Regions from separate parts of the Homo sapiens genome. Here all the other regions are linked to region 1. Evidence: chromatin contacts called from ENCODE Hi-C or POLR2A ChIA-PET data. All regions are on one chromosome and are shown on one strand. The core of a region is the stretch at or near the end of the contact, and the rest is flanking DNA. Distances in the headings are between cores, read along the strand shown.

What was found. Hi-C counts contacts between places; a loop is a spot of excess contacts on that map. ChIA-PET counts read pairs that join two places held with the same protein, here RNA polymerase II (POLR2A). Pooled maps may share reads with other maps.
Region 2: a map of CD4-positive, alpha-beta memory T cell shows a loop between it and region 1 (11-fold over the local background). The contact joins the promoter of RUVBL1 here to the promoter of OSBPL11 in region 1. A Hi-C loop is called at or near these places in 1 of 168 maps with a recorded cell type or tissue (CD4-positive, alpha-beta memory T cell) and 7 of 50 pooled maps. POLR2A ChIA-PET finds 5 or more read pairs at or near these places in 1 of 52 experiments (A673).
Region 3: a map of CD8-positive, alpha-beta T cell shows a loop between it and region 1 (13-fold over the local background). The contact joins the promoter of SEC61A1 here to the promoter of OSBPL11 in region 1. A Hi-C loop is called at or near these places in 3 of 168 maps with a recorded cell type or tissue (CD4-positive, alpha-beta T cell, CD4-positive, alpha-beta memory T cell and CD8-positive, alpha-beta T cell), 1 of 37 single-sample maps with no recorded cell type and 13 of 50 pooled maps. POLR2A ChIA-PET finds 5 or more read pairs at or near these places in 3 of 52 experiments (BJ, GM10248 and naive thymus-derived CD8-positive, alpha-beta T cell).
Region 4: a map of CD4-positive, alpha-beta T cell shows a loop between it and region 1 (12-fold over the local background). The contact joins the promoter of SEC22A here to the promoter of OSBPL11 in region 1. A Hi-C loop is called at or near these places in 3 of 168 maps with a recorded cell type or tissue (CD4-positive, alpha-beta T cell, CD4-positive, alpha-beta memory T cell and CD8-positive, alpha-beta T cell), 2 of 37 single-sample maps with no recorded cell type and 9 of 50 pooled maps.
Region 5: a loop to region 1 is called in a map with no recorded cell type, with 6 times the contacts of the local background. The contact joins the enhancer-like site here to the promoter of OSBPL11 in region 1. A Hi-C loop is called at or near these places in 2 of 37 single-sample maps with no recorded cell type and 2 of 50 pooled maps.
Region 6: a map of CD8-positive, alpha-beta T cell shows a loop between it and region 1 (9-fold over the local background). The contact joins the promoter of ABTB1 here to the promoter of OSBPL11 in region 1. A Hi-C loop is called at or near these places in 2 of 168 maps with a recorded cell type or tissue (CD4-positive, alpha-beta T cell and CD8-positive, alpha-beta T cell) and 8 of 50 pooled maps.
Region 7: a loop to region 1 is called in a map of B cell, with 10 times the contacts of the local background. The contact joins the promoter of MCM2 here to the promoter of OSBPL11 in region 1. A Hi-C loop is called at or near these places in 2 of 168 maps with a recorded cell type or tissue (B cell and naive thymus-derived CD4-positive, alpha-beta T cell), 4 of 37 single-sample maps with no recorded cell type and 11 of 50 pooled maps. POLR2A ChIA-PET finds 5 or more read pairs at or near these places in 3 of 52 experiments (PC-9, activated B cell and activated T-cell).

Annotation. Positions count from the first base shown.
Region 1 is chr3:125,593,267-125,597,297 of GRCh38, forward strand. OSBPL11 (oxysterol binding protein like 11) reads right to left here and starts at 2,231. Exons shown (of 13, transcript NM_022776.5): 1 at 1,371-2,231. The coding sequence starts at 1,534. RefSeq lists enhancers at 759-818, 1,779-1,838 and a silencer at 1,939-2,348.
Region 2 is chr3:128,121,528-128,125,558 of GRCh38, forward strand. RUVBL1 (RuvB like AAA ATPase 1) reads right to left here and starts at 2,285. Exons shown (of 11, transcript NM_003707.3): 1 at 2,057-2,285. The coding sequence starts at 2,197. RefSeq lists an enhancer at 2,037-2,086 and a silencer at 2,277-2,336.
Region 3 is chr3:128,050,198-128,054,228 of GRCh38, forward strand. SEC61A1 (SEC61 translocon subunit alpha 1) reads left to right here and starts at 2,240. Exons shown (of 12, transcript NM_013336.4): 1 at 2,240-2,362; 2 at 2,638-2,705. The coding sequence starts at 2,356. LOC102723759 (a long non-coding RNA gene) reads right to left here and starts at 1,978. Exons shown (of 4, transcript XR_007096073.1): 1 at 1,765-1,978. RefSeq lists a cis regulatory region at 1,805-2,421 and a silencer at 1,914-2,553.
Region 4 is chr3:123,200,191-123,204,221 of GRCh38, forward strand. It overlaps SEC22A (SEC22 homolog A, vesicle trafficking protein), which reads left to right and starts at 1,753. Exons shown (of 7, transcript NM_012430.5): 1 at 1,753-1,796. RefSeq lists enhancers at 1,310-1,459, 1,470-1,549, 1,790-1,839.
Region 5 is chr3:127,760,241-127,764,271 of GRCh38, forward strand. The region is part of intron 3 of MGLL (monoglyceride lipase); the gene reads right to left. Among named protein-coding and RNA genes, the nearest start is that of MGLL, 60 kb to the right of the region's middle. RefSeq lists an enhancer at 2,730-2,779. Within about 2 kb of position 2,016, at least 15 of the 41 ENCODE cell types and tissues checked have a DNase peak (open chromatin) inside an H3K27ac peak, as active enhancers do.
Region 6 is chr3:127,670,881-127,674,911 of GRCh38, forward strand. ABTB1 (ankyrin repeat and BTB domain containing 1) reads left to right here and starts at 2,072. Exons shown (of 12, transcript NM_172027.3): 1 at 2,072-2,201; 2 at 3,511-3,573; 3 at 3,665-3,720. The coding sequence starts at 2,146. PODXL2 (podocalyxin like 2) reads left to right here. Exons shown (of 8, transcript NM_015720.4): 7 at 554-733; 8 at 1,388-1,922. The coding sequence ends at 1,600. RefSeq lists silencers at 1,354-1,433, 1,444-2,043, 2,184-2,443.
Region 7 is chr3:127,595,630-127,599,660 of GRCh38, forward strand. MCM2 (minichromosome maintenance complex component 2) reads left to right here and starts at 2,782. Exons shown (of 16, transcript NM_004526.4): 1 at 2,782-2,843; 2 at 3,689-3,918. The coding sequence starts at 2,838. It also overlaps a transcript of TPRA1 not described here. RefSeq lists enhancers at 2,460-3,417, 2,771-2,890 and a silencer at 2,921-3,080.

The DNA of each region.
Region 1 (4,031 bases), core at 981-3,480:
CCTAGACCTCTCAAACTAACTGAATATATCTTCTTATCCTACAGTCACTTACCAATAAAAAGTTATCTTCTGGCCAGGCGCGGTGGCTCAAGCCTGTAATCCCGGCACTTTGGGAAGCAGAGGAGGGCTGATCACTTGAGGTCAGGAGTTCGAGACCAGCCTGGCCAACATGGTGAAACCCCATCTCTACTAAAAATACAAAAATTAGCCAGGTGTGGTGGCGCACGCCTGTAATCCCAGCTACTCGGGAGGCTGAGACACGAGAATCGCTTGAACCCAGGAGGTGGAGGTGGTAGTGAGCCGAGATCGCGCCACCACACTCCAGCCTGGGTGACAGAGCCAGACTCTGCCTCAAAAAAAAAAAAAAAATTATAATCTTCTATACTTCACTTCTATATGTTAATATAGTCATGCATATTTCATACATATGAATATTATTCATGATAAATGTATATCCCTCACAAAATCTTGGCTTTAATCCCTTCCAAGTTTCACAAAAATTTCACAAGCACAAATAAGCACAAAGGCTAAAAAGGACTACAGTTAGGCACATAGGAGTCAATCAAAACTTAAGAATTCATCCCTTTAGTTCCAATACGATGGGATGTGCTGGTTTGTTTCATTCATTCTTAAGGTTCTGGATAGTTCTTTCTCCCTACACTTCATATATGAAAAAACAAAAACAAAACTTGTTGCCTCTCCAGGACTCTCCTCCTGTTCCTTAAGTTGTTCATTCATATTAGTGAAAATTAACAAATATAGACTTTCTCATCAACACAGAGAGCATTGAAGTGGCCTGAGCAACGCAAACTGAACATCTCCAGGCTCAGGTTTAGTTTATCAGAGGCATTAGGATCTCTACCTTTGTCCTTGCATTCCAATTACTTATGTACATTCCCCTTTCCAAGTCACAAATACCTTCAGGGCAAGAATCTTTTCTGATTCTGGAGAAGCTCTGGACAAGTAAGTTTTGAGCACCAGTATTTGCTACCCTCTCGAGAAAGCTGAGTTAAACAGTTCCTGCCCTCGCAGTCTATCAGAGAAAGCTGGCTTGTAAATAAATTGCAACATAGGCAAAAGCAGAAGTGAGTACAGAATTAAATCTGAGGAAGCATTAACTCTCTGACTGTAGAGGAAGTTCAGGGATACATTTCTGTGTTCCTCAAAAGGCCTTCCATAAATACCTGTTGAATGAACAAATGAATGGATTAAATCTTTTAGGCGAGGTCCCAGATCCAAACGAGATGTATCAGTAGCTTCTGGAAGCCAGTGAAAAAACTTTTATCTTTCAACAATTGCGGGATGCAGCCTCCAGGGCATATTCACCCCTACCTCCACCTCGGGAAATAATTTTGGAGAAAGGAGCATACCTGTACTGCCAGCCTTTTGCACTGCCACCGCGGCTGCTGCTGCTGCTACTGATTCCACCTCCACAGCTGCTGTTCTTGTTCGGGGTCACCGCTGTGGCCTGGCCCTCCAGCTTTCCTTCGCTCTCCGAGACTTTCATTGTGGACACTGGTTCACCCCCCTGCATCTTAACGCCAAAGTCCACTTGCCCTTCTTGAGCGGGAGAGAACAATTCTGTAGTTCTGTAGGTGACTTTTTTTTTTTAAGATTTGATCTGAATATGATACCGGTTGCTAAATCACACGGCGGCTGGGGCGGGACTGTCAAATGGTCCAGAAAAGGAAGATACACATTCCCACAGAAGTTAAACTTTTGAGAGGGCAGGGGAAGCAACGAGGACAGATATCCTTCACATGTATCTCTCTCCTTTCCGGCAAAAGCAAGGAGGAAAAAGCATCCGGCGAGAAGACTTAAGTGACATACTCAAAAGAGAAGGAGTGTGGGGAGGTCGCAGATTCTGTAGCCAAGACGGCTGGGAAAAGGACGGAGCGCCACGGACAGGGGACCCGCGGCCTAACCTCGGGGCTGACCCGCCGCGCTCCCTCGTCTCCTCCGCAGGTCCTCAGGCAGTGCGTCCAGTCAAGCCCGCTCGGCAGTTCCCGCCGCAGCCCCCGAGATACAGCCAGGGCCGGCGCGCGCAGCCGGGGAGGAGGGTCGGGGAATGAGGCCGCCGGGGGCGGGACGCCGGCTCCCGGGGCCGCCTCTCCCAGGGCCAGAGGCGAGCCACTCGGGACAACTTCCTCTTATGCCCCTGGCCCGGGCCCTCGACTGGGTTCCCAGGAGCCGGTGAGTCTCTCGCGCTATCTCCAGACCCAAGCGCGAATGCCAGGGCCGCGGCCGCCGCCCCACCCACAGCCCCACAGCCCCACAGCCCCACAGCGGGTCAGCCACCCCCCGCCCCCTGCTCCCTTCCCGCCTTCCCTTCCGGAGTAGCGTGAGCTCACTTCCCTCACAGCCGAAGCGTCTGGCGCCATCTTGGGTCAGGGCGGCGGGTCCCTGAAGGAGGCGGAGGCTCTGGGAGCTGGTAGCTGGGCGACTGGCTGATGGGCGAGGGAGGGCGAGGGAGGGCGCCGCAACGGAACGAGGAACCCGGACAGTGAAGGAGGAAGAAACAAAGGAGCCAGCAGCACTAGAGAGTTCCCTTCTGGTGTGTGAGTGCCCGCCTTCCTTTTTTTTTTTTTTTTTTTTGAGACGGAGTCTCGCTCTGTCGCCCAGGCTGGAGTGCAGTGGCGCGATCTCGGCTCACTGCAAGCTCCGCCTCCCGGATTCACGCCATTCTCCTGCCTCAGCCTCCCAAGTAGCTGGGACTACAGGCACCCGCCACTACGCCCGGCTAGTTTTTTGTATTTTTAGTAGAGACGGGGTTTCACCGTTTTAGCCGGGATGGTCTCGATCTCCTGACCTCGTGATCCGCCCGCCTCGGCCTCCCAAAGTGCTGGGATTACAGGCGTGAGCCACCGCGCCCGGCCGAGTGCCCGCCTTCCTAACCACGTCCTAGCCTTCCATTTGAGGGGCCGTTCCAGGCATTTTAGGAAGAAAGCTTACAAAAATAAGAAAGTACAAGAACGAAGCAAACATCTGTACGTTTTAGTTACTTGGGGTGGGGGGGGGGCAAGCATGACATTGGAGTAAAGCCAATCATTATTATAAATTAAAAAGAAGCTGTCATGGAAATTAGAGATCTCAGAACAGAGCTAGGTACTCTTCCAGACCCCAGACAAATCTTTCACCTTGTTTAGGCCTTGGTTTTGGATTTGTAAAACAAGAGTGCATGGGTAGATTTCTAAAGTCTCTCCTAATTGCTAATTTTAGTTTATAATAACATGACTTGAGGCTGGGCACAGTGGCTCACGCCTGTAATCCCAGCACTTTGGGAGGCCGAGGTGGGCGGATCACTTGAGGTCAGGAGTTCGAGACCAGCCTGGCCAACATGGTGAAACCCATTCTCAACTAAAAATACAAAAATTAACCGGGCATGGTGGTGCGTGCCCGTAATCCCAGCTACTTAAGAGGCTGAGACAGAAGAATCACTTGAGCCTGGGAGGCGGACGTTGCAGTGAGCCTGAGGAAGGAGAGAGACCCTCTCATATTGTTTTATACTCAGTACCTGTTTTAAGAAAAAAAGAAACAGCAAGGAAGTAAAACCAAAGACAGGCAGCCCAGCGCCAGGCCGGAAACCAGGCCTGGGCCTGCCTGGCCTAAACTCAGTAGTTAAAAATCAACTCATAACTTAGAAACCGATGTTATTCATGGATTCCAGACATTGTGCAGCAGAACATTGTGAAACTCCCTGCCCTGTTCTGTTTCTCTCTGACCACCGGTACATGCAGCCCCTGTCATGTACCGCTTGTTTGCTCAAATCAATCATGACCCTTTCATGTGAAATCTTTAGTGTCGTGAGCCCTTAAAAGGGACAGAAATTGTGCACTTGGGGAGCTCAGATTTTGAGGCAGTAGCTTGCTGATGCTCCCAGCTGGATAAAGCCCTTCCTTCTACAACTCGGTGTCTGAGAGGTTTTGTCTGCGGCTCATCCTACTAAAAGCTGAGATTGCGCCACTGCACTCCAGCCTGGACAACAAGAGCAAGACTCAGTCTCAACGAAAGAAAGAAAAAAACAAAAACCG
Region 2 (4,031 bases), core at 1,035-3,534, 2.5 Mb after region 1:
GGTGAAACCCTGTCTCTACTAAATATACAAAAATTAGCCGAGCGTGGTGGTAGGCGCCTGTAATCCCAGCTACTCACGAGGCTGAGGCAGGAGAATCGCTTGAACCCAGGAGGCAGAGGTTGCAGTGAGCCGAGATCGCGCCATTGCACTCCAGCCTGGGCAACAAGAGCAAAACTTCGTCTCAAAAAAAAAAAAAAAAAAAAAAAACTACTATGGTCTTTCCACACAACCCTGTCATATCATAATCCCCAGCACTGAAGCTCTTTGGGAAACCCAAGGTAGAAGAGACTTTACAAACCTTGGAGATGTGCGTTTATTTACAGACCAGGACCTCTTCCATCCATTCTCCCTCAATTTCCACTCCAACTACTCTCAGGTGAGATAAGCTTGAATTCTAACATTTAAAAAGAATTGGAAGGGTCTTTAAAAGATCACCTAGTCTAACTCTCATTTTTCAGGGAGGTTACTGATGTGACCAGAGTCACACAAGAACCTGGTAGCTGAGGTGGGTCTTAGGCATACAGCATCACTCTTAGGCATAGAGCATGCACTTAGGCATAGAGCATGCACTCTGGGTTTAAATACATAGACTTGAGTTAAAATACTGGCTCTCGCACTTACCAGATGAGTAACCTTGGACCTACTTATTTGACCTCTATGAACCAGAATTTCCTCACTTGAACAGAGTTCATACTAGTCAATGGCACACAGGTTAAAGGGTGTAGGGGTAAAGTGTAGTGATGCCTGCAATTCACCTTGAAATGTAAAAGTGGATTGGGAGAGGGACAGATGAAAAGATATATGATAAAGCAGCACAGTAAAATGTTAATTATAGAATTTAGGCACACAAGTATTTACAAGTCTTTCAACTTTTTTTGTGTCTGAAAACTGTCATACTAAAGCGGGGAAGGGACAACTAATACGTTGGATATGACAAGGCAGTGGACATATAGCTACTTAGCACAGTGCTTGGCACATGGAAAGCACTCAACCAATGTTAGCTACTTGCAGTACTAGCTGCTTAGTAAGCCAGGGTCAAACACTTCCTTTTTGGAAAGATGATGCTCAAAATGGAAACCTGAGGCTTTTCTTTGAGGCCTTTCCATTTAGAAAAATCAGGCTAAGAGGCAGTAGCTTAACTTTATATTAAGTGAAGATTTTTGTAGAAGCTAAGGCTCTCCAAAGGCCAAGGGGCATGGCTGTGACCTTAGAGAACAGCAGGCAGAGAGGGTGGCTGTATCATCATAGAGCACTGATTTGGGAGTCAGAAATACACGTGGGTGCAAACCCCAGGTTTACCGTTACTAAAACGAGTGTCAAGCATATACGTGAAGTGCCCTCTCCCCAACTCAATATTTTCACCTGCCAAAAAATAATATGTATGTGAAAGTACTTGGCATCACCAGCACTTAGAAAAAGGAGATTTAATTGGAATGGTCAAAAAGGATGCTTGGAGGGGTGGATAAACCAGATTGCTCTTCTCCATAATTCCCACTTCTCTCCCTCAGTTCCCGGATCCTGGGAACCAAAATGAGCTTTTAAAGTTTAGTCAATTCCCTACTTTAAACCGTCCCATAGCCTGCCACTGCATTCACAATAAAATCCAATTTCCTGACCGTGGCCGACAAAGCCCTGCAGTAACTAACCCCACCAAGATAAGATAATTATTTTTATTTATTGGTGTACACGTTTATCGTCTCTCACTACACTAAAATGTAAGCTCCTATCTTAATTCCCGCTGTATCCCAGTGTCGCGAATAGAGCCTGGTACGAATTAAGGGGACGGGGTTGTGTGGGTTTATATCAGCACTTGTCCATGAGTTGGCAAACCGTCAACTGCCCCCAGTGGATCGTCACTAGGTATCCTGGGGCGGCCCCTCACCCAGCTCCAGGGCGGCGCCCCTCCCCGAGCCCCTGGCCCATTTTCACTTCCCTGAGGAAATAATGGCGGGAGACCCCTGGCGCGCGCATCCCGCCCCGAGCCACCGACTTCAGCAGCTCTCTCGCCGCAGCAGCCCTGCTTGCAGCCCCCAACTCCCTGGTCCACTGGCCACACCTCTCGCGCGTTCTCCTGGCCCACAAGCCCTGAGGCCGCCTGCTTGGCCAAGCCGCTCTCGTCCAGCCCCAGCCCTTTCACGTGGCTGTGGGAGGCGATGCGCTGCGTCTTCGTAGTGCTCTTCACCTCCTCAATCTTCATTTTGCAGACGCCGGGAGCTAAAACCAGCGTGGAAAACCAGCAGCTAGGACAGTGCGCCCGGCGCCTGAGTTACCATGCGGCCGTTACTAGGGCAATTTGCAAAGGCCCGCCTAGACCGGCTTTCCATTGGTGGAAGCGGGAACACCTCCGCTCTCCATAGGCTCACGGCTGCGCCCATCGCGGCTGCTGCTAGAGCTCCGGTCACCCACTTCCGTCTGTGTCTCCGGGTTGGCTTCCCCCGTAGCCGGCGCTTCCTGCCGAGGCTGGGGTCGGGAGCACAGTGGGACCACGCCCCGGATTTGATCTAGGGCTGGGGCGTTGCACGAGGCAGTGGCCCCCGGGTACCACTCCTAATCCTTCCGTCCTATCCATTAGCACATTTGAACGTCATACTCTTACGCAAATCTCAAGTTATTATTTCCGTTTTGGAAACAGAAGAACTGAGGTTCAGAGCTTAAACTGGGATTGGTTACTAACCAATGTTTTCTGACTCCCATACCTTTGCATCTCCCTGGAAAGGCCCAGCTCAACCCACCACCGTTTCCGTGGAATTGTCTTCCCCTGCTTCTATCCTCCATCCTCCACCGAGAGATAAGGTTCCTGCTGAGTTCAGTTGACTGTAAATAACATTTTGCAGTTTTCAAAATTCCACAGCCCTGTAAGGTAGTGTAATTACGCATGCAGCTACAAACAAGCGGAAAGAGGCCCATCCGCCCAAGAAAGCATCACAAATAATCAGAACTAGAAATCTTCAGGCTTCAAAACCTATATAATAATGCTCATCACGTCCCATGACTCCAGCTGAGACAATCAGCCAGCAAATTGTCCCTTCAGGTTTCATAATGATATTAGCACAACCTGCACCACAATTGTACTTGCCATCCATCCATCCATCCGTTCAACAAACACGAGCCAGACACCACAATGCACTGGGGATACAGGGATAAAAGTCTTGATGCGTTTACTTCTTGCTTAGAAAACTTGCAACGTGAGATGTGCTGAGACAGGTACACCCAGGTGGCGAGAAGACCAGAGCAGAAGCCCCCGGAACAGCCTGGAGAGCCAGGGAAGGCATCATGAAGGTGATGTTGCCTTGGCTGAATTCCAACAAATAGGAGAGATTTCCTCAGAAGCAAATGGTATGACACCATTTTTACAGAAGAGGATACTAACATCCAGAGGAAGGGAAGGACTTGCCCAGAGTGCAGGAGAGTTTATGTTAGAATTGAGACAGACCTGAAATCAAATCCAATTACAGTAGTTCCACAGTCTCACACCGCCTTTTTTTTTTTTTTTTTTTTTTTTTTTGAGACGGAGTCTTGCTTTGTGGCCCAGGCGGGAGTGCAGTGGCGCAATCTCGGCTCACTGCAAGCTCCGCCTCCCGGGTTCACGCCATTCTCCTGCCTCAGCCTCCCGAGTAGCTGGGACTACAGGCGCCCACCATCACGCCCGGCTAATTTTTTTGTATTTTTAGTAGAGACGGGGTTTCACCGTGTTAGCCAGAATGGTCTCAATCTCCTGACCTCGTGATCCGCCCGCCTCGGCCTCCCAAAGTGCTGGGATTACAAGCGTGAGCCACCGCGCCCGGCCTCTCACACCTCCTTGTACATCTTGATTCTAACATTTGAATCTAGGTTTCTATATACTTTTTTCTTTTCTTTTGAATCTAGGTTTCTAATGATTTGCATAATTACTGGGTCAATGTTTTTCTCTCCCAGTAAACTGCAGGCCTTTTGAGGGTGTAGACCACATTTGATTGTTTACCATTTTAACCTAAGTGCCTGGCACACAGCCTACAACACAGCTCACAATTAAGGCTTCTCATGAATTCAAT
Region 3 (4,031 bases), core at 990-3,489, 2.5 Mb after region 1:
GATTCATTATTATTACAAATTTCTTGTTTATTCTTCTGCAGATATCAAGATTTACATTTATCATACTTAAAAGTATTGAAAATTCATCCAGATTTTTGTGGTCTCTTTCATTCTAGGTGGATGTTTCTAATATCCTATAATAAAATCTTAAATGTATAAATATAAAACACTGCATACCTATTTTCCGAAGAATTAATGTATGTGCTTACAATAGAAATATTTTATTATTTTTTGAGACAGAGTCTCACTCTGTCGTCACCCAGGCTGAAGTGCAGTGGTGAGATCTCAGCTCACTGCAGCCTCGACCTCCCAGGCTCAAGGGATCCTCCCACCTCAGCCTTTCCAGTAGCTGGGACTACAGGCATGCGCCACCATGCCTAGCTAATTTTTTTCTGTATTTTTTTCTAGAGACAGGGTTTTGCCATGTTGCCCAGGCTGGTCTTGCACTCCTGGGCTCAAGTGATCCTCTTGCCTTGGCCTCCCGAAGTGCTGGGATTACTGGTGTGAGCCACTGCACCCAGTCCAATAAAAATATTTTAAACTAGTGATTCTCCTAAAGCAATCAGTGATTTAACACACGTAACTTGGCTGCAGTCCCTGCAGTGACACAGGCCAGATTGTGTCATAATGTGGAAACAACAGGAGGCCTGTTATCAATGGTACTGACATCCTACAACTATTAGCACAAACCAATGAGTTTATATTAAAATTTCTATTAACTAATTGTAATATTTATTGTAATTACTATACTATTTACCCTCGAAATATTTCAACATTTTAACCATCAATATGGTGCAGGGTGCATAATGGCTAAATATCGGATCTAGTCTATATGCTGAACTTAGTCCAGGGGCTGCCAGTTTTAGCTTCAGGCCAAAACTCCAGAAGAGATCATCAGTGGGTCCTGGAAGTGAAGATGGGTTGCATTTCAGACTCTGAATAAAGAGTCAATGTCTTCTTTTTCCCCTTTTTGGTGGGGGATGGATATCAAGTGATGTCACACCTAGACCACTTCACTGAAGTTACCTGCCTGTTCCCAGTAGTCCTTTGAATTTTCCACCAGTGGGTTTGTATTCCAAAAAAGACTTCCTGTCCTGTCCAACTTTCTGAGCCAAGAATGTACAAAACCTGATTATCTGCTAGAAATGGGTGAGAATGGAAAAATCCAAATAGTTGACACCTAAATTAAAAGCAAAAAAGCATCTTGCCACATATGTACCCTCAACTTCTACCTGTCCTGGTCAAGGTTTAGCTCCATGAAACCTTGCCTGATCCCACAAGGCGTGCCCACCTCCTCCCTGCTAAATGCTCACAGCATTAAGTCTGTTTCTCTTAGATGACATCATACCTACTGACTACAGATGCCTGAAAGTAAATTCCAACCCCCAGCCCCAGCATCCCTTGCCCTACCCGTTATCCCCCTTTCCCACACCGATCTTAGGCAATCACACCGCCATGCTTTGCCCACAACAGTCTCCTCAACCTGTTCCCTCATTCCTTCTCGCCAGAATCTATCAAGGCTCGGCACAAAGGTACTCTCCCAGGAGGCCTTCCTGAATTCTTCTGTGAGGCAGACTACTTCCCGAGCTGCCCCGGCCCTTCTCCGGCCAAGTCTCTCCAGAAACTCATCCCATTCGTTCTCAGATGGAAGGGGACCCACACCCACGACAAGCCTCCGGGTTTGCTTAATGACTCAGACAGCGAGGGTGCTCGGTAAGCCCCACCAGCCCGCGCCCTACTCAGCAGGTAATGACGGAGACCTACTAGGTGACGGGCGCCGCGGTAGACGCTGGGATAAGGTCCCTGCTCCAGGGAGCTTACGGTCTATTCACTAACGTCAAAGAGCAGTGAGTGCTGTTACGTGTATGGGAGCCACCAGGGTCTCCGCCTGCCTGCAGGGCCACGCGCGCACTCGACGCTTCGCGCCTGCCTCAGTTTCTCCGTGAGGCCGCACAGCCCCAGTCTCGGGAGGCGTGACACACCCTCCCCGCGCGCTCTCGCGTTACCAAGTCTGCGCAGCCGCACACCCCCAGTCCCGGCGGGCCCCGCGCGCCAGGCCCCTTCCCGACAGGCCCCAGGAGCCCCGCTGCATGCCGGGGCTTGAGGTCTCGGCGAAGCGGCGCGGCGCGGCGAAGCGCGGCGGCCGGCGGGCGCGCGTGGCAGGAAGCGGAAGCGATCCGAGGCCCGGCCCCGGCCCCGCCCCGCGCCGCGCCGCGCCGCTTGCCGCCGGGCTAGCACTGACGTGTCTCTCGGCGGAGCTGCTGTGCAGTGGAACGCGCTGGGCCGCGGGCAGCGTCGCCTCACGCGGAGCAGAGCTGAGCTGAAGCGGGACCCGGAGCCCGAGCAGCCGCCGCCATGGCAAGTGAGTCCTGTAGGGAAGCCCTATTGAGGCCGGGACGGAACAGATCCCCCTTCCCCACACCCGTGCGGTCGGGCGCCCGCCGGCCAACCCTGACCGGCCCCCTGCAGAACGCGGCCCGTGCCCCCGGCCCTTCTCGAGTATCCCCACGCGTCCGGGGTGCGGCCGGCTCCCCTGGCCCCTGCTCTCACTCGTCGTGGGCAGAAGGCGTCCCTGGGTAGCGCGGAAGGTTACTTCTCTGTGTCCCAACTCTTCCTGTTTTGTTTCTCCCATCAAAGTCAAATTTCTGGAAGTCATCAAGCCCTTCTGTGTCATCCTGCCGGAAATTCAGAAGCCAGAGAGGAAGGTAAGTACCCCAAATCGCCAACAAAGAAGGTTTCAGGAAACTGTCTGGACTCTGGAAGTTTACAGTATGATTAAAAATGGCTTCAGCACGGCAATGGAAACTCTCCCTTCTCTTCCCTTGGAGTGTAGTTGTGCTCTGTTATTCCGGAGAGCTGTCGAAAGGTGACCTGGTTGTGTGGAAATTTCCACTGAAATCACTGTGCTTTATTTGGAGCATCTTTGGTGGATGTTGCTCCGAGAACAAAGCCTCCGGTTGCCCTGTCCCAAAAATGGATCCGGGCCATGAATGAATAAGGCCTCAGTTAGGATAGCAGATTGAGTTACCCTCCCTTTTTCACCTCCAACGGGAGCAGATCACGGGTTGGTTTTTTTTCCCAGGAGATGCCCTTTGTATCCAGCTGCTAAAGGGAAGGGCTGTCACTTTAGTATTTACAAATGATTTTGTACCTTTTATGTAGGCTGTCACAATAGGGGGAATAAAGGCTATTCTTTTGTGAAGTCTGCTGCTTTTCACAGACGGTGTATTAAAACAAGGAAAGATTAAATTTAGAGCTGTGCTGAATCAGAAATTGTGTGGAGTGAGTGTTGCCAGTGTAACTACAGCTGTCAACGAAAAAAAGTTTCATTAGGTTCCTAGGTTAGAGAGTGGGGAATAAAATGTTTGTGTCCTCACATTATTTTTCAAACTGTTGTTAAAGCATTCACATGGACACTTGGGTGCTTGGAATCCACTTTCATTTTTTTACGTAAAATAGTTTCATATAAATGCCCATGTGCTGCTTTTAATGGACGAATTTGTAAAGCTTTACCCCCTCAATTCCAGTGTAGCGAAGGGGCATGGCTCTGGAGGCAGGCAAGCCTAGGTCCCACCCTTTACATAGCACCTTAATAGCTATGTGACCTTGGCCTTGTAACTCAGTGTGGTAGACGGAACAAGGGAAATACGTGCAAGGTATAGCAGTGGCTCAGGAAGGGATTAACTCTGGGAGACATGATGTCTTATGGTGGTTTTGAAGGAGAAATAGAAGTCTCCTTGAAGGGACGGAAAGGAATTCCAAATAAAAGGAGTATATAGTTTGCAAAGGCATTGGTGACAAGAGTGTAGCATGTTTGGATGGGAGGTTATTAGATGTAGTTGCTATTGATAGAACATAATTGTAGGTGGGGAACATTAGGAGATGAATAACAAGGGCCAGACATGAGAATGTCACTTTGGAAGAAAAGGAGAGGACTAGAGTTGGTTTAGAGGCTTTTCACATCAGAGGATGAACTGTGGTACTGAGCAAGAATGGATTTAGGGGCTACTAAGAAGCAGAGGAGACAGGAC
Region 4 (4,031 bases), core at 503-3,002, 2.4 Mb before region 1:
TCCCAGTTTAAGCAATTCTCCTACCTCAGCCTCCCAAGTAGCTGGGATTACAGATGCCTACAACCATGCCTGGCTAATTTTTTTGTATTTTAGTTGAGATGGGGTTTCACCATGTTGGCCAGGCTGGTCTCGAACTCCCAACCTCAAGTGATCCACCCCCGCCCCCGGCCTCCCAAAGTGCTGGGATTACAGGCGTGAGCCATCGCGCCTGGTCAGAATATTCTAAAATTTATTTATTTCATGAACATTCTTATACATATGTTTTCTGGTGAATATATGAATACATTTATGTTGAGTATATATCTAGGACAAAATTTATGTTAGTTCAGGCCTTTCTTCTGAACTCTAGACCTACATATCCAAATCTACTTGACATCTCCATTTATAGGCATTTCAAATTTAACATATTCCAAACCATTTGCTCCTCTTTCTGTGTTCCATGAGTCAGTAAATGGCTTCTTAATCCATCTAGTTACTTAAGGAGTCATCCTTAATATTCCTTTTTGTTGACCCTTCCCGGCAAACCAATCCGTTATGAAGTCCCTTGGATACCATTTCTAATTTATACATATCTTGAAATTATCTACCTCTTTCTGTCTCTAACTCCCATTACACTAGTTCAAGCCCCATCATTTCTGGCTTTGCCTGACGCAACTGCCTCCAAATGGCTTTCCAGCAGCCCTTCTTGCCCTTTTCCACACTATTCTCCACAAACAGCCTGAGTGATTCTTAAATATGCAAATAGGATCCTACTTAATAGTCTTTATTAGCTGCCCATTGACCTTGGGCTGAGATGAGACAAGGGCCAGACCATGCTGACTCTTATTGGCCACATTACAGATTTCAGGCTGTATTTTGGAAGATATCTTAAGGTCAACGGGCAAAGTTTCTCCTTGCTCCCTACACTCCATCCACACTGACTCCCTTTTAGTTCCTAGAGCACAAGAAGTTCTTTCATGCCCCGACAACCTCACACAATATTTCCTTGGCGGGGAACATTCTCTAAGGCTCTTCAATATGCCTGCCGCTTAAAAGGCACTTATTCAGAAGTCTTTTCCCTGATAGTCCAAAATTAATTGATCATTGCACCCACTAATTTTCCCTCCCAATACTGACAATTTGTAGTTCTGTAACTATTTATGCTTTAATATCTCTTGCTCCAATTACTCCTTAAATTCCATCAAGTGTTATGTCCACTCCTGTAACCCCGTGCTTAACACGGTGCTTGGCACATGGTAAACAGTCAGGAAATGCCTGTTTAATAATGCATGACCGATGCGAAGGCTGGAAGGGGTCGCAGGGTCAGCATCTGGCACTTCTCTGCCATGGTTAGTTTCCTTCTTGTGTGTGGGAATAGACGGGGCCAGGTCTTCTCCTTGCTCACCCAGAGGGGGCTTTTCTCCCTGTCCCCTTTATAAGTGTCTGCTGTAGGGCCGCGTGTGAGAGACAAAATGCCTGCAGAAACAGGGCGGCGAGCGGAAGAGATTGGCCCTATTTCTGAAGTCAACGTAGTTCTGTCATCAGAGGATGCTGTACTTTTCTGGCGCAGGTGCGAGAGAAGCTGCCAATCTCTCCTGGAGCGGGTGGGACTAAGGAGGGCCCCGGGAGCTGGGGGGTTGTTGTGTCCTTCCTGCAGAACCCGATTGGCCTGGGTGAGCTGAGGGAACGGGGGCGTGGTTTGATTCCGCGGGCGCGAGCCACGTTGGACGCGCCGCAGCGTCGCCGAAAGGTCCCTCCCAGGCCCCACAATGCACTTCGGGGCGCGTCACTCGGAGCGGCGGGTCCCGTCTCGACAGGTACTCCCCGGCCCCTCCCAGTCCTCTTCTTCCTTTCTTAGGGGTCGTTCGAATCCCTGCCGGCCTCTCCCCTCCCGCTCCCTGCCTCTCGCCACAGCCTCGGCCTTCGCCCTCGGGATTGAAGACCTACCCCACGGGCAGGAGCCAAGTCCGTGCCTTTGGGATGGGAGTCGGGGCCGCGGAGCTCTGGAGGGACGGGCAAGCGGGGACCCCGTCCCCTTCGACTTGAGGGTTCTCTGGGGCCAGGCGGGCGGCGGTTGCGCCTCGTCTGAGCCGCCTCGGGTGTTGGGCAGCCAGGAAAGGAGTGTTTGAAGGGGAGGGACAGTCGCACTTGGCTGTCAGCATGGTGGTGGGGATTCCCTGGCGCCCAGGTGTCAGAAACACGGTGATCTACCTGTGTAGGTGGCCCATGAGAGCTTGAGGTGGCATTTCCTATTTCTTTTAGGCAGAATGGGACTTGAACCAGTGTCTTACTTTACGTTTTGTGGGGATGGAGTGAGCCCTGAGCCCAGATATTTGCCCGCGTTGGCTCACGGAAATCTCTTGAGACCCTGTCTCAAGAGTCACTTTGGGAACGATGTGGCAGAAGGGAGACCTGAGCAATTGGCTCGGCAAGTGGAGGAGGCTTCCAAAAGAAAAGGACAAGCCCCAGCTGGCTTGAATCTCTCTGCCAGTGAAGACAGCTTAAGATAATTTTTCCCTGCTGCTTAGTTTCCTGGATCATCCACCTGGGGCAGGGGGCGAGCTTGAGAACCAGTCCCTCCTATGCCTATTCAGCCAAGGCAAAGCCTAGCCCAGAGCAAAAGTATCAGCCACCAGACTGGAGATGTTGGGATCTTCAGTCAGGGGAACAGCCACTTTTCAAACTCTGAATCACTTTCCATGTTACTGATATTTGCTTACATGCTAAGATTGTAAGGAATCAGGCAATGCCTTAAACGGTACCTACAATTTCTGATATATTAAGGTTCATTCAGTATTTGACTCTGACACCTGTGACCATATCCTAAAGTAATGGGACATTCGGGTATTTCCTATGTTGAAAACCATCACATCTGTTTAGTGCCTTTTTTTTTTTTTTTTTTTTTTTTTTTTTTTTTTGCGTGCAACTGGTTAAAATCGAAGTATATCTTATGTTGGTATATGAAAGAGGCCTAGGTCTTATCACAGGGGTGCCTGTGACCTTCCTTGAGTGTCTCACAGAGTTGTTAGAATTGGGCCTGAGTTTAAATCCCTACTTTGTCACCTACTCGTTTAGGGATTAAAAAAAATTCCTCAAGCTTTCTGGGCTTGAATTTCCTCAAAGGTAAAATGGAACTAATAATACCTATCTCACAGGTTTTTGGAACGCTTAAATGAGGTAATGTGTATAAAGTGCGTGGTCCATGGAGAGTAATCAATAAATAATACAGCAAATATTTAATGTAGTGCTTTTAGCATGTTACAAGGCAATGTTTCAGGCACTTTACATGATCCTATGAGATAGATACTATTGTCATCTTTAAAACAAGCCTATGAGATAGATGCTATTAGTAGCCACAATATATAGATGTGGAAATTGAGATATAGAAAGGCAAAGCTTGTCCAAATTTACATGGCTGGTAGATGGTGGAGCCAGGATTAGAACCCAGGCAGCAAGTGAATAGATAGTTTCTATATCCCTGGTTTCTTGTGTCTTGTTGGTTTTGGGAGACTGATGAAGCATAGTGATGTAGAGATACTAGAAACTTAGACCGAAGTACCAGTTCTGCTATATACTAGCAGTGTGACATTGAGAAAGTGAGCCTTAGTTTCCTCATCTGTAAAATGGTGGTTTTACCTACCCAACCGTGAACTATGTGGCACTATAAAAATGTTGGGATTGACACATTTGAGCATGTATTGGGGGCCCTGTCCTAGATGTGGGTAAAATCTGTTGTGAAGCCTGAGGTCTTATACATACTGTGCAGTGCAAGCACCCATAATAGGAATGTCGAACACTGCTAGTGAGGTAGAAGGCATAGGCAAAATGGCGGAAATTCCATCCCCTTTATCACCCACTCTATCCCCCACCCTCAGCGAGCACTTTTAATAAAATAATATGTACCATATTGGTATTGTTTCCCAAACTTTGGTACTGTCACATATGCAAGATAATTTGATAAGCAAATGAACATTAAAAAATTCTCCCCAAATTTTCACACACATACATATTTGAATGAAACAAGTTCATTTAATTTAAATTAGGAGAAAAAC
Region 5 (4,031 bases), core at 766-3,265, 2.2 Mb after region 1:
GAGGCTCAGAGAGGTCAAGTGACTGTCCTGGACACACAGGTATAAAGAGTAGGCCAGGCCACTCTGCCTCCACCCAGCAGGTTCACATAACAGAACTCTCTGGGCTAAGCTCCACTTGTCAACAGGGGACCAACCCCTCTGGGCTCACACCATGCCACACAGGGCACGTGGGTGCTGAGGAATGAAGGTGAAAGGACCTTGTTCTCCCCCTGCAGTCAGCCCCGATGCTGGCTCTGTCCCTCATCCAGGCTCAGGCGCCACCTCTGGGAGTCAGAGCATCTTCTAGCAGAGCCTTGGCAGGAGGCGAGGTGAGGAGCTGGCACGGCACCCCTGACAGACTGCGCGTCGCAAGCTATTCCTGGAGCCGCTGCGGCACTTCTGTCAGATGATGCAGAAACCCCAGGGCCACTCGCCTGGGGGCTGTGCCCCACGCCAAGCTGCTCAGAGGCACAGCACTGATTGGGGGGCGCTGGTCCAATGGAACCTGCGGCTCTGCACCCCAAAGCATTTTCCCAAAAGTTAAAACTGTAGCAAGGTGCAAGTGTGTAAGAATTTCAGTCCGACTTTGCCCCCTAATGACTGTGAGCTTGAATAAATCAGGCAGCATCTCTGAGCTTGTTTCCTCCATAGGGACGTTGCCTGCCTTACTCTGCTGCCGTAGGATTAAATGGGGTGATCCGTGGAAAAAATTATTAGCACAGAAGTCATGGATTTTTCCAGCTGGGCAAGCGTTATTTGATTTTCTTTAAACAGGGCTCATCCTCCAGGCCAAATTCATACCCACACATACAGGATTCACAAGTGTGAACTTGAGCGTATCCAAAGAAACCATCATTTCTGTGAAATGCCTTGTAATTCTGCAAGCCTTCACTGAGCAGCTGCTATGAGCAAGGTGCCACACAGATGCGGAGAGCAGAGGCCCCAGTTGCTGTGTTCAGATAACGTACAATTCCCTGTGGCCATCCGGACCCTTCGCACTATCAAGGGGCCCACCGCCTGGGAGGGATTTCTGGGGTGCTGATGACCAGACTGCGTCACTTTCCAGGGCCCACTGGGCAAACTGGCTTCTCCCCTGCTGCTGTGTCTTGTTAGAGCCACCGTGTTGTGTTGGGGGTGCTGGCTTAGTTTAGGGTGGGGATGAGAAGCTTTGAGGGACCAGGGTGGAGGCCTCCCCAGGGCTCCTCCTTCTCCAGCAAGCAGTACTAACCTCCACAGCCAGGGTGGAAGCCACAGAACACTCAGAGACAGCAGTCAAAGAGGCCACTTCTGCACTGCCTGGACCAGAGACTGCAAACTGCCCTTCAAGCTGCATTTCAAGTGCCTTCTGTGTGTGTGTCCACGTGTTCCCCTAAGCGACTGGGCTACACCAGTCCACCACAAAGGTACTGTGGGTTTCCTCTTTTGGCTGGTGAGGACACGGAGGCACAGAGAGGGCTGGCGCACAGCCGGCCGTGGGCAGAGCTGGACTGCCACGCAGGCTGCCTCCCTCCTGGCACGTTCGGCTCCTCGCTTCATCGGCCGGGCCCTTGGGACCCCAGCTCTTCAGGGAGGGACTCCAGGCAGAGCTTCATTCTCAAATGCCCAGACAAGCACTAAATATGCGTAGTGCACCCAGCGCACTTGCCGGGGAGTTGTGACTGCATCTGAGGATCCCATGCAAGGTTTGGGTCCTCTGTTTGCTTTTTAATTTCTCCCTTTACCTCTAACAGGGGAGAAACCAAGACACCGAGAACACAGCTTAATAGATCTGTGATTTGGAATTCTGATCCTGGCTCTACCACTCCTGGCTTGTTGTCTCTCCTGTAAAATGAAAATGACGATGGCTTTACCTGCCTTGGAAAATGAAATGAAATGAAATAGAGAATATGAAGCCCTTCAGAAAGGGCAGCCTGACAGTGCAGTCGTGGTTTATTGCTTCCACGTTAGTGACACATGAAGCACCTTGTCTGCCGGCATGCGGTTCTCTTTTCATTTTGAGCAGGACCCCACTGGGCTCTGCTCCTGAGCTCTCCGCGTCCTCCCCGCCTGCCCTGACGGTTGGCAGCATTACAGCCGTTTATTTTTAGTTCTTGGTGGGCCAGCCATTTCCTGGTCACATGCTGTTTGAGCTCCCACTTCAGAAAGGCTCAGCTCACAAGACAGACTCTGCCCATTCCCACCCCCAGCCTTTCTTAAGGGCTGTGTCAAAGCGAAGCCAGCCCTGACCCTACCTATTTTAAAGTTCCTTTGAGGAGTCCTTTCTTCTGGTCCACTTGCAGCCAGAGTGATTTTGAAGTTTAATTTACGAAATGGGTGGAGAGGTGCACAGAACCTGGTTCTGGGAGCTGGGGCCTGAGATCCGGGTCCAAAACTGCCACCAACTGGTGGGACCTCGAAGTCTGTCCCCTACCCTTGTACAATGAGAAAGGGAGGGGCAGAGGCTTCGTTGCAGGTTCCTTGCAGCCCACTGCTCTGTCAGGGACCATCAAATGAGAGCAGTTCTGGTCATTACTGCAGCTTCAGTTATGAGTATGCACGTAGTAACAGGTGCACTTCCTGCATGCTGCTCTGGGCCAGGGCCTGTTCCAAGCAATTTATCAATGGTAAGTTTACAGATTGGAGCTCTACACCTAGGTACCATTATTACCATCTCAACTTCACAGACAGGAGATGTGATGGGGACGCCTCAGGCCAGGTCTGTGTTTGTGCCCTGCAGCTGGGACTGGAACCCAGTGTCACTCCAGACTCTGCCTTCCCCCCATGGCAGCCTCCCCAGCTTTGCCCTTGATCTTCATGTGTGCTGGATCACAGTGTGTCACTCTGATTGGGGAAAGATGTGTGATCCACCCTCCTTGAATGTCTTTAGGGAAATACTCAGTATTTGGAGATAGAAAAACAACAACCACCATGCAAGGTCCTTATTACCTAGGCAGGGTGCAGCGATGTGGATTCATAGGATGTCAGGTGTGCGGTGAGTGTGCAGGCTGCCCCAGCAGCCAGGGGACAGGTGTGCCAGAAAGAAAGGCTCCGGAGGGTACATCATCTCCAAGATGGATTTGAAGATGCCAGTCTGAGGATGATAGCAACAACTGCCAAAGACCGAAACGGCTTCTTCTGGGGACCTAGAGTGATGTCTGTTTTCTTCTCACCCTCTGGCCCCGCGAAGCCAGGTTGGATGCAGAAAACACTGGGCTGTACCCAGTTGCTGTGGTAGCACGGGCCCCTCAGGCTCAAGGCCAGCTCTGACTCAGTAGAATGGGGGACCCTCACAAGCATGCCACAGTGTGGCTTCTGCTTGCCAAGGGGCCTGCCACAGCAGCCACGGCCATCTGGATCTCGGACCCTGCCCAAGCAACCTGGGTGGGGACATCTCCCTGGAGCCCCACCTGGACCTGTGCTGAGGCCAATCCAGCCCCTGACCTGGCCTGGAGTGGACCTCTGTCTGTGCCCTAAGCTCGGCCACTGTGGTCCTTCCCTCTGTGCTGCCTCGCTGAGCTTCCTTCCTTCCCCTCCCGCCCCTTCTCCTCTTCCTACTGCCCTCCCGTCCTCAAACTCTCCCAGAGACTGAACCCCTGTGTGGGGGAGGGGGAGGTAAGGCTAAACTGCAGATGGGTCTTGTCCTCAAGGAGCAGCTAAGTTTACTGATGTCGCCGTAGTCATTACACCCACCTCAGTGTGCAGTCTCAGCTGCGTGCTGGGAAGACAGGAAAGGAAGACCCAGGTTCCGACATGGGTGGAAGCAAGAGGCTCCACCTCCACCCTCCTCCCTCCCGGCTCTCAGGCGCTCCTCCAGCTTCTCGGAGCTTGCATGCCACTGTCTAAGCTGCAAATCCCCAATGCCCATCACATGGCCTCTCTGGGTGGCACCCCATGCCTGATGCTGAAGTTGCCTGAATACCACCCCCAGCTGTGTTCCCCTTTCCTCTCAGATGCAGGAACCCACCTCTGACATGATAAAGATGGGCCCTGGGAGGGGCACACACTCTCCTCTGTGAGCATCTGCTCCCACCACAGACTCCTGGGGTTCTAGGAAGCCTAATGGCCTAAAGACA
Region 6 (4,031 bases), core at 822-3,321, 2.1 Mb after region 1:
AGTGAACACGCCATGGGAAGGGAGGAAGCTGGGCAGCCGGGGTGGCCCCCCATGTGGCCTGCATGCCCTCAGTATCCCTCCCTGCACCGGCCCTGGCATCAGGAAGCTGACTGGTCCACCCCTCCCCACCGAGGTGGAAGCGGTTGTATGGTGGAGGATGTGTGGGGGGCTCACATCTCCTGTCTCTCTAACTAGTTAGGATAGGTGTGGGCACTCTCTCTAGTTGGATGGTGTCCAGCAGCATGGGTCCACTCTCACTGGAGGCCTAGGGCCACAGTGAGCTCAGACTCAGCGGCTGGGGCAGAAGCTATGGTGGGATGTGAAGGAGGCTGGGAACATGGGCATGGGGTGGAGAGGCCTCCAGGTGTACTGAGGCAAACGGGATGGGCATGGGGTAGAGGCAAGCCCAGGCGCCAGGGAACTTCAGGAGCCGGGAGTGCCAGCACCTTCTAAGCCTGCTCCCCCATCCCCACCCGAGCCCAATGCAACCACCCCAGAGGAGCCATGGCACCCCAGGACCTCAGCTGAGGAAACTGGCCCCTCCCACCCCTAGATTGGCATCCAGAACTATTCCACAACCAGCAGCTGCCAGGCGCGGGCCAGCCAGGTGCGCAGCGACTACGGCACGCTCTTCGTGGTGCTGGTGGTCATTGGGGCCATCTGCATCATCATCATTGCGCTTGGCCTGCTCTACAACTGCTGGCAGCGCCGGCTGCCCAAGCTCAAGCACGTGGTGAGTGTGGGGACAGGTGGGGCTGGGGGCCAGTTGAGAGGAGAGTGCCCATCGATAGGTGTCCTCATCTGCAAGGGGAGGCAGTGACTCTCCTGGGCGCACAGGGTCCCGTGGGTGAAGCAGCTGGTCAGCCTAGCACTGCTGACTGCTCTGCAGGGCACCAGCCCCAGGACAGGTGCCAGAGGTGCAGGGAGTGAGGGGGCTGCTAGCCCCACCAGGGGGCCCCTCCCTGGCACCACCAGCCCCTTTCCGGCGCAGGCACTGCAGGGCCTGAGCACCTGAATACCTCACCAGAGGCAGGCCCTGCGTTGGTGGTGCCCAAGGATCAAGGAGAGGCTCCAGCAGCCTAGAGGCCTCCCCAGGAGGAAGCGAGCAGAGCCCTAGCGATGCTCCCTGCCCACCTCGCAAGTGGAGTCTTCTTAGGGGGCTGTTGGGGGATCGATGACGTCAGGGAGGCCACGGGGCTTTGTAGTGCCAACGACTAGTAGGTTTATTTTGAGAAAGGAGTTGAGCTGCAGCAACAGAAAAGAAGGATCTGGCACCTGTGGAGGGTGCCGCGGGAACCCCCTGGGTGGGGTTGCACAGACGGCCGCGGGCCTGGCGCTGTCCGGGGGCTGGCTCGCTCGCCCATGGCCTCTCCCCACCCCGCCTCAGTCGCACGGCGAGGAGCTGCGCTTCGTGGAGAACGGCTGCCACGACAACCCCACGCTGGACGTGGCCAGCGACAGCCAGTCGGAGATGCAGGAGAAGCACCCCAGCCTGAACGGCGGCGGGGCCCTCAACGGCCCGGGGAGCTGGGGGGCGCTCATGGGGGGCAAGCGGGACCCCGAGGACTCGGACGTGTTCGAGGAGGACACGCACCTGTGAGCGCAGCCGAGGCGCAGGCCGAGTGGGCCGCCAGGACCAAGCGAGGTGGACCCCGAAACGGACGGCCCGGAGCCCGCACCAGCCCCGCGCCTACCCGGGCCGCCCCCGCGGCCTGGCCCTCGGCGCGGGCTCCTTCCCGCTTCCCCCGACTTCACACGGCGGCTTCGGACCAACTCCCTCACTCCCGCCCGAGGGGCAGGCCTCAAAGCCCGCCTTGGCCCCGCTTTCCCGCCCCTGAACCCCGGCCCCGCGGGCGGCGGGCGGCGCTTCCTGCGCCCCGGGACTCAATTAAACCCGCCCGGAGACCACGCCGGGCCCAGCGCGTCTGCCTTCTTGACTCATTCTTATTTCCGGGGTTGGGGCGGGGCGGGGCGGGCGGGGCACCCCGGGGCAGGGGCGGGGCCGCGGGGCGGGGAGGCCGGGGCGGGCGGGTCCTCCGGACGCCGCTGCAGAGCGGGGCGGGGCGGGGCTGAGCGTGTTTACATCCGCCGGGTGCGCGGCTTCGCCGCCCGAGGTCGTTCGGCTCGGGTACCATCCTCCGCGCCATGGACACCAGCGACCTGTTCGCCAGCTGCAGGAAGGGGGATGTGGGCCGAGTGCGGTGAGGACCTCGCAGTCCCGGGGAGGGTGCGGGAGGTGGCCGCCCTCGGAACGCCTCGGGCCCTGGGACGGGCGGCTGGGCGGCCGCGGAGAGGCGGGCGCCTCTGCCGGGTCACAGCCCTCGGAGCGCCCCCGCGGGGCAGACCACCCGGACCCCCGCCGCAGCCCCCCAGCGGAAGCGCGCTGGGGCGGGGACACTGATGGCCATTGACCCCCGGAGGGCTTCCTGTAAGAAGGGACTGCTCAGCGGAGGCCCGAAGGCGCAGAAGTGGGCGGAGAGAAGGCGGGCCACTGTTCGCCCTGGTAGGGCCCGGACGTCAGACCCCCCGGGCGCAGGGCGCGGGTATAGGCCTGGGACTCCAGACGTGGCCCCTTTCTCTCGTGCTCTCTGGACCTGGCGCGGGGAACACCTAGAGCCCATAATCGGCCTCCGGTCCCTGAGGATTCGGAAACTCCTGACGCAGCTAAAGTGAATCTGGCGCTGAGATGCCCCCTCCATGGGCCGGACGCGGAGGGAAGGGGTGCCCAGTTGGGTTCTGGGGCCCTTCCCCTCCTTGGGCTTCCACTATCCCGTTTGACCTCCTTTTTTCTTGGCCCTTCCTCCCCCTTGACCTGGTGCTGACTGACTGCTTCCACCTCCCCTGGGCTGGCGCCGGGCTGCTGTACTCCCGTAGCCTCCCTGGGCCGCTCCCTGACATCCCGTGCCACTCAAGAGTTAGTGCATAGTGTCAACGCTGAGTGGGTTCACAGCACTTCCAGGTGCAGCCTGGAGGCCTCCTTTGGGCTGCCCCCGCCTCAGTGGGGCTGCATTAGCATTGGCGACTCCCCTCGCTCACCTTCCGCATCCCATCAGTTGCTGTATCCCGCGACTCCTGCCTCCTAGAATTGTGTGCCCTCCACACCATCAGGAGGCCTGCAGCAGCTTTTTCCCGGGCTCCCTGCTTCTAACAGGGCCAGCTTCTTCCTGCAGTAGAGAGCTCTGGTGGGAGTGAAGGCTCCATCACCTCCTCTCCCAAACGCTGAAAGGCCAAAGGTCCAGCCTCGGCACTGGCTCTGGCTTCTGTCCCTGTAGCCCATCGTCCCCCAGCACTGATAGCACACAGTGTCTGCCTGTTCGACCCCACCTCCACATCCTTGCCTGCACTTTGCCTTGAGTGCCTCTCCTGCTCTGGTCTGCCTGTCACCTGCCCTCACCTGGGGGAGGCTTCCCCATACCAAAAGGGATGTTTTCTCTCCGTTCCTTTCCACGGGCCTTCTTTCTCAGACCATGAACCCGTCCTGACCCAGGCTCTGACCTCCTTCCTGCCCAGGTACCTGCTGGAGCAGCGAGACGTGGAGGTGAATGTGCGGGACAAGTGGGACAGCACCCCCTTGTGAGTGCTGGAGAGAGGGGTGGGGAGGGTGGGGGTTGGTGCACCCCTTCAGCACTGAGGACTGCCTCCTGTACTTCCTTCCTCCCTTCAGGTACTATGCCTGCTTGTGTGGGCACGAGGAGCTGGTACTCTACCTTCTGGCCAATGGTGAGAGCAGGGAGCCCGGCTCACGGGTGTGCGTGGGTGCATGCATGTGTGCGTGTGGGTGCATGCATGCGTGCGTGCATTCAAAGGCCTTGATACACATTTGCAAAGCACCACGATTCCTCTCTTACCACCCAGTCGAATCAGCAAGTACTATTATTGCTACTTTAAAACCTTTTCTCTGTCCACCTTGCCCATCTCTACTTCTACGACCTGGGCCCAGTCATCAGCATTTCTCCCCGGACACGGTGCCTGCCTCTCTCTTGCCATTGCAGCCAAGTTGATCTTTTCACAATGAATCTGATCGGCTAAAA
Region 7 (4,031 bases), core at 1,532-4,031, 2.0 Mb after region 1:
CCCAGCCCTGCTAGGATCTCCTCTCCTTCAGTGTGGGCCGGACCTCAGGACTCACTTCTCGCTAAGAGAATATGGCAAAAGTAAAGGAATATCACTTCCAAGACATGGCATCTGTCTTGTATGGCCTCTCTCTCTTGTTCGCTTGCTCTGAAAGAAACCAGCTGCCAGGTTGTAAGCTGCTCTGTAGAGAGGCCCCCACCCAAGAGCCAGTGGGAAACTAAGTCTTCAGTCCAACAGCCTATGAGGACCTGAATCCTATCATGTGAAGAAGCTTGGAAGGGGATCCTCCTGAAGATGAGCCTTCAGAGGAGACAGCAGCCCTGGCCAATACCTTGCCTGCAGCCTTGAAAGACCTTGAAGAAGAGGCACCCAGTGGCATCGTGTCCAGATCCCTGATCCACAGACACCGAGACAGTGGGTGCTAATTGCTTCAAGGTGCTAAATCCCAGGATAATTTTTTTTTTTTTGAGATAGAGTTTCGCTCTTTTTGCCCAGGCTGGAGTGCAATGGCACAATTTCGGCTCACCGCAACCTCCACCTCCAGTGTTCAAGTGATTCTCCTGCCTCAGCCTCCTGAGTAGTTGGGATTACAGGCATGCGCCACTACGCCTGGCTAATTTTGGATTTTTAATAGAGACAGGGTTTCTCCATGTTGGTCAGGCTGGTCTTGAACTCCTGACCTCAGGTGATCCACCTGCCTCAGCCTCCCAAAGTGCTGGGATTACAGGTGTGAGCCACCATGCCTGGCCATCCCAGGATAATTTTTTATGCAGCAATAGATAACACAAGCCCATGCAGAGTCTCTTCAGCTTTCCTGTCAGCAGCTCCTAGCATCCGAGGTGCATCCTTCACATCCTTTGTTGGTGTCTCTTAACTGTTGGGGTTTCCCAGGTCCCAGGCTTAGACCTTCTCATCTCCCTGCACTCACTCTGGATTATACAACCACTCCCAAGGCAATCTACAGCTTCAGTCCAAACACGCCCTTGAGTCCCATACATGGATATCCAACAGCTTCCTGGATATGTCCCCTCGGCCCAAATTCAGCACAGCCAGAAACAAACTCATCTTCTTCCCCCTTAAATTGCTGGTCTTCCTGTGCGCTCCTATCTCAGCTATCATCCACCTAGCTAAGCCAGGATCCTGGTGTCATCCTGCATGCCTCTTTTGCTGTCCTCAATCACCAACACCTATAGACCCCACTTCCTGGCCGGGCGTGGTGGCTCACGCCTGTAATCCTAGCACTATGGGAGGCCAAGGCAGGCGGATCCACTTGTCAGGAGTTGGAGACCAGCCTAGCTAACAATGGTGAAATCCCATCTCTACTAAAAATACAAAAATTAACCGGGCACAATGGCGTGCATCTCTAATCCCAGCTACTCGGGAGGCTAAGGCACGAGAATCGCTTGAACTTGGGAGGTGGAGGTTGCAGTGAGCTGAGGTTGCACCACTGCACTCCAGCCTGGGTGACAGAGTGACTCTGTCTCAAAAAAAAAAAAAAGATTCCACCTCCTAAACATCTTGTATTTCCAGTTCTCTCCATCACTCCTGCCTCCCTACCCTGGGTCCCAGGCAGAGATGCTTGTTCACTGCACAAAGTGCCTGGCTAAGAGGGTTGCGATTCAGCCCTGCCTCTGCTCACTAAGGCTGCCTGGAACTAGACAAGAACCACAGCAACCTCCTCGTTTGCTGCCTTCAACCTCGTTCAATCCACTTCCACCTGGTAGCAGCCAGAGGGATTCTAAAACCCACACTAGTTCACGTCTCACCCTGCTCAAAATGCTTCCATGGCCTTCCATTGCTTTCAGAATACAGAATAGTCAAACTCTCTAGAAAAACATCTAGCTCTTTTTTGATCCGGATTTTCTCTCCCTCAAGTCTTGTCTGTTGCCCGGCATCATAAGCTCCTAGGGTTAGTTCTTAGGGAGGGGCTTGCACATCCGGGCCCTGCCATGACCTCTGCAGCTTTGCACATGGCATCCTTCTATCTGTAACATCCTCCCTGCGTCTTCGCTCCCCTGGGCAAAGATAACTCCTACTAAAGCCTCAGATGTGACCTCCTACAAAATCCCAGAGTTGTCCAGCTGCTTGAAGTATTGAGCCTTTGAGCTTTGGGAGAAGTTAAACCATTGTGCTCCTAAGACGGTAAGAAGCGTCAGAAAACCAGGCTCTGAACCTCTGCTGTCTTTTTTTTTTTTTGAGACGGAGTCTCACTCTGTCACCCAGGCTGGAGTGCAGTGGCGGGATCTCGGCTCACCGCAACCTCCACCTCCCAGGTTCAAGCGATTCTTCTGCCTCAGCCTCCCGAGTAGCTGGGATTACAGGCCCGTGCCACCATGCCCAACTAATTTTTGTATTTTTAGTAAAGACTGGGTTTCACCATGTTAGTCAGGCTGGTCTCGAACTCCTGAGCTTGTGATCCGCCCACCTCGGCTTCCCAAAGTGCTGGGATTACAGGCGTGAGCCACCGCGCCCGGCCTCTGTTGTCTTGTCAGCAAAATGGCCCTGGTGTGACCGAGGTCACGCAGCCAGCAAGTGTCGTCGGGTCCCCTGGAGCCTCAGCTTCTACCTCCGCTCCAGCTCCCACCACAGCGCAGGCGAGCGCACGCGCACAGCGCCGGGCCGCACACCTCCGGGCTCTGGGCGGAGCGCCTCGGGCGTTGTAGGCGGGACCGGACCCTCTGGCCCGCCCCTCCGTGTCCCTTCTGGTCGCCAGTGGACGCCGACGTCATGACGTCGCGTTCCGTAGGGCTCTTCCCGGGCTTTGGTGGGTCACGTGAACCACTTTTCGCGCGAAACCTGGTTGTTGCTGTAGTGGCGGAGAGGATCGTGGTACTGCTATGGCGGTGAGCGCGCTGGCGCGTGGCGGGCGGGCGCCGGGGACATGGGTGCGGAGGCTGCGCGCTTCCCGTACTCTGGCCCCGGCCCAGGGCGGCGCTCTGGGTGAGGCTGGGCCCCAGGCTCTGGGGCGCAGCTACTTTCTCGCCTGCACCCTGCGTGAGGCGACTCGCCTACCTACCACTGACCTGGGGCCCTGGGCTCCCTAAGGCGAGCTCGGCCCGTTCAGCCTCTGTCCTTTATTCACCCCACACATACTTATTGGGCGCCATCTGTGTGGCGCTGAGCGTACAAAAGACAGGCCCCCATTTCACTACACTCCTTTAAACTTTTTTTTTTTTTAATTTCCCAATGATCCTTGTTCCAAACACTACACTTACTTTTGTATTACCTTCTTGTCCCTTTGTCTTGTATACTGTCTGTTCCACATCTGAGTTCCAGACCTCTTGTTTTGGTGGCTCTTCTATGCCATCTCTATCACAATACCTTGCGCACTGTGTGTGCTGAAATAGGTCTAATGCTTAAGGGGAGATAATAGACAGTAAACAGGTAAATAGGCAAATGACATAACCTCAGTGGTTTTTCATGGAGAAAGCACGGTGATGTGGGTGACCCCGATATTTGAGCTGGCTTCTATTTGTTTGGAAGCCACTGACTCAGATTGCTCAGCTGAGAGCATTCCAGGTGAGAGAACAGCAAGGGCAAAGATCTGGAGGCTGGAAGGGGTTTGGTGTGTTGGAGGACAAGAGTCACAGGTGGAGAGAAAGAAGGGAAGGCCCCTGATGGTAAAAAGGAAGCTGTATCATGCCTCACCAGCTTCCTAGGTTTCTGACAACCGCACCTTCTCTTGCAGGAATCATCGGAATCCTTCACCATGGCATCCAGCCCGGCCCAGCGTCGGCGAGGCAATGATCCTCTCACCTCCAGCCCTGGCCGAAGCTCCCGGCGTACTGATGCCCTCACCTCCAGCCCTGGCCGTGACCTTCCACCATTTGAGGATGAGTCCGAGGGGCTCCTAGGCACAGAGGGGCCCCTGGAGGAAGAAGAGGATGGAGAGGAGCTCATTGGAGATGGCATGGAAAGGTAATTTCATTCAAGGCCCTGGACTCAGCAGATAGTTTTGCAGAGAGCCCATTGTGTGCCTGGTGGCCTGGCTTTGGGAGCTGGGAGCAGATGAATCGATGGCATTCTTGCCT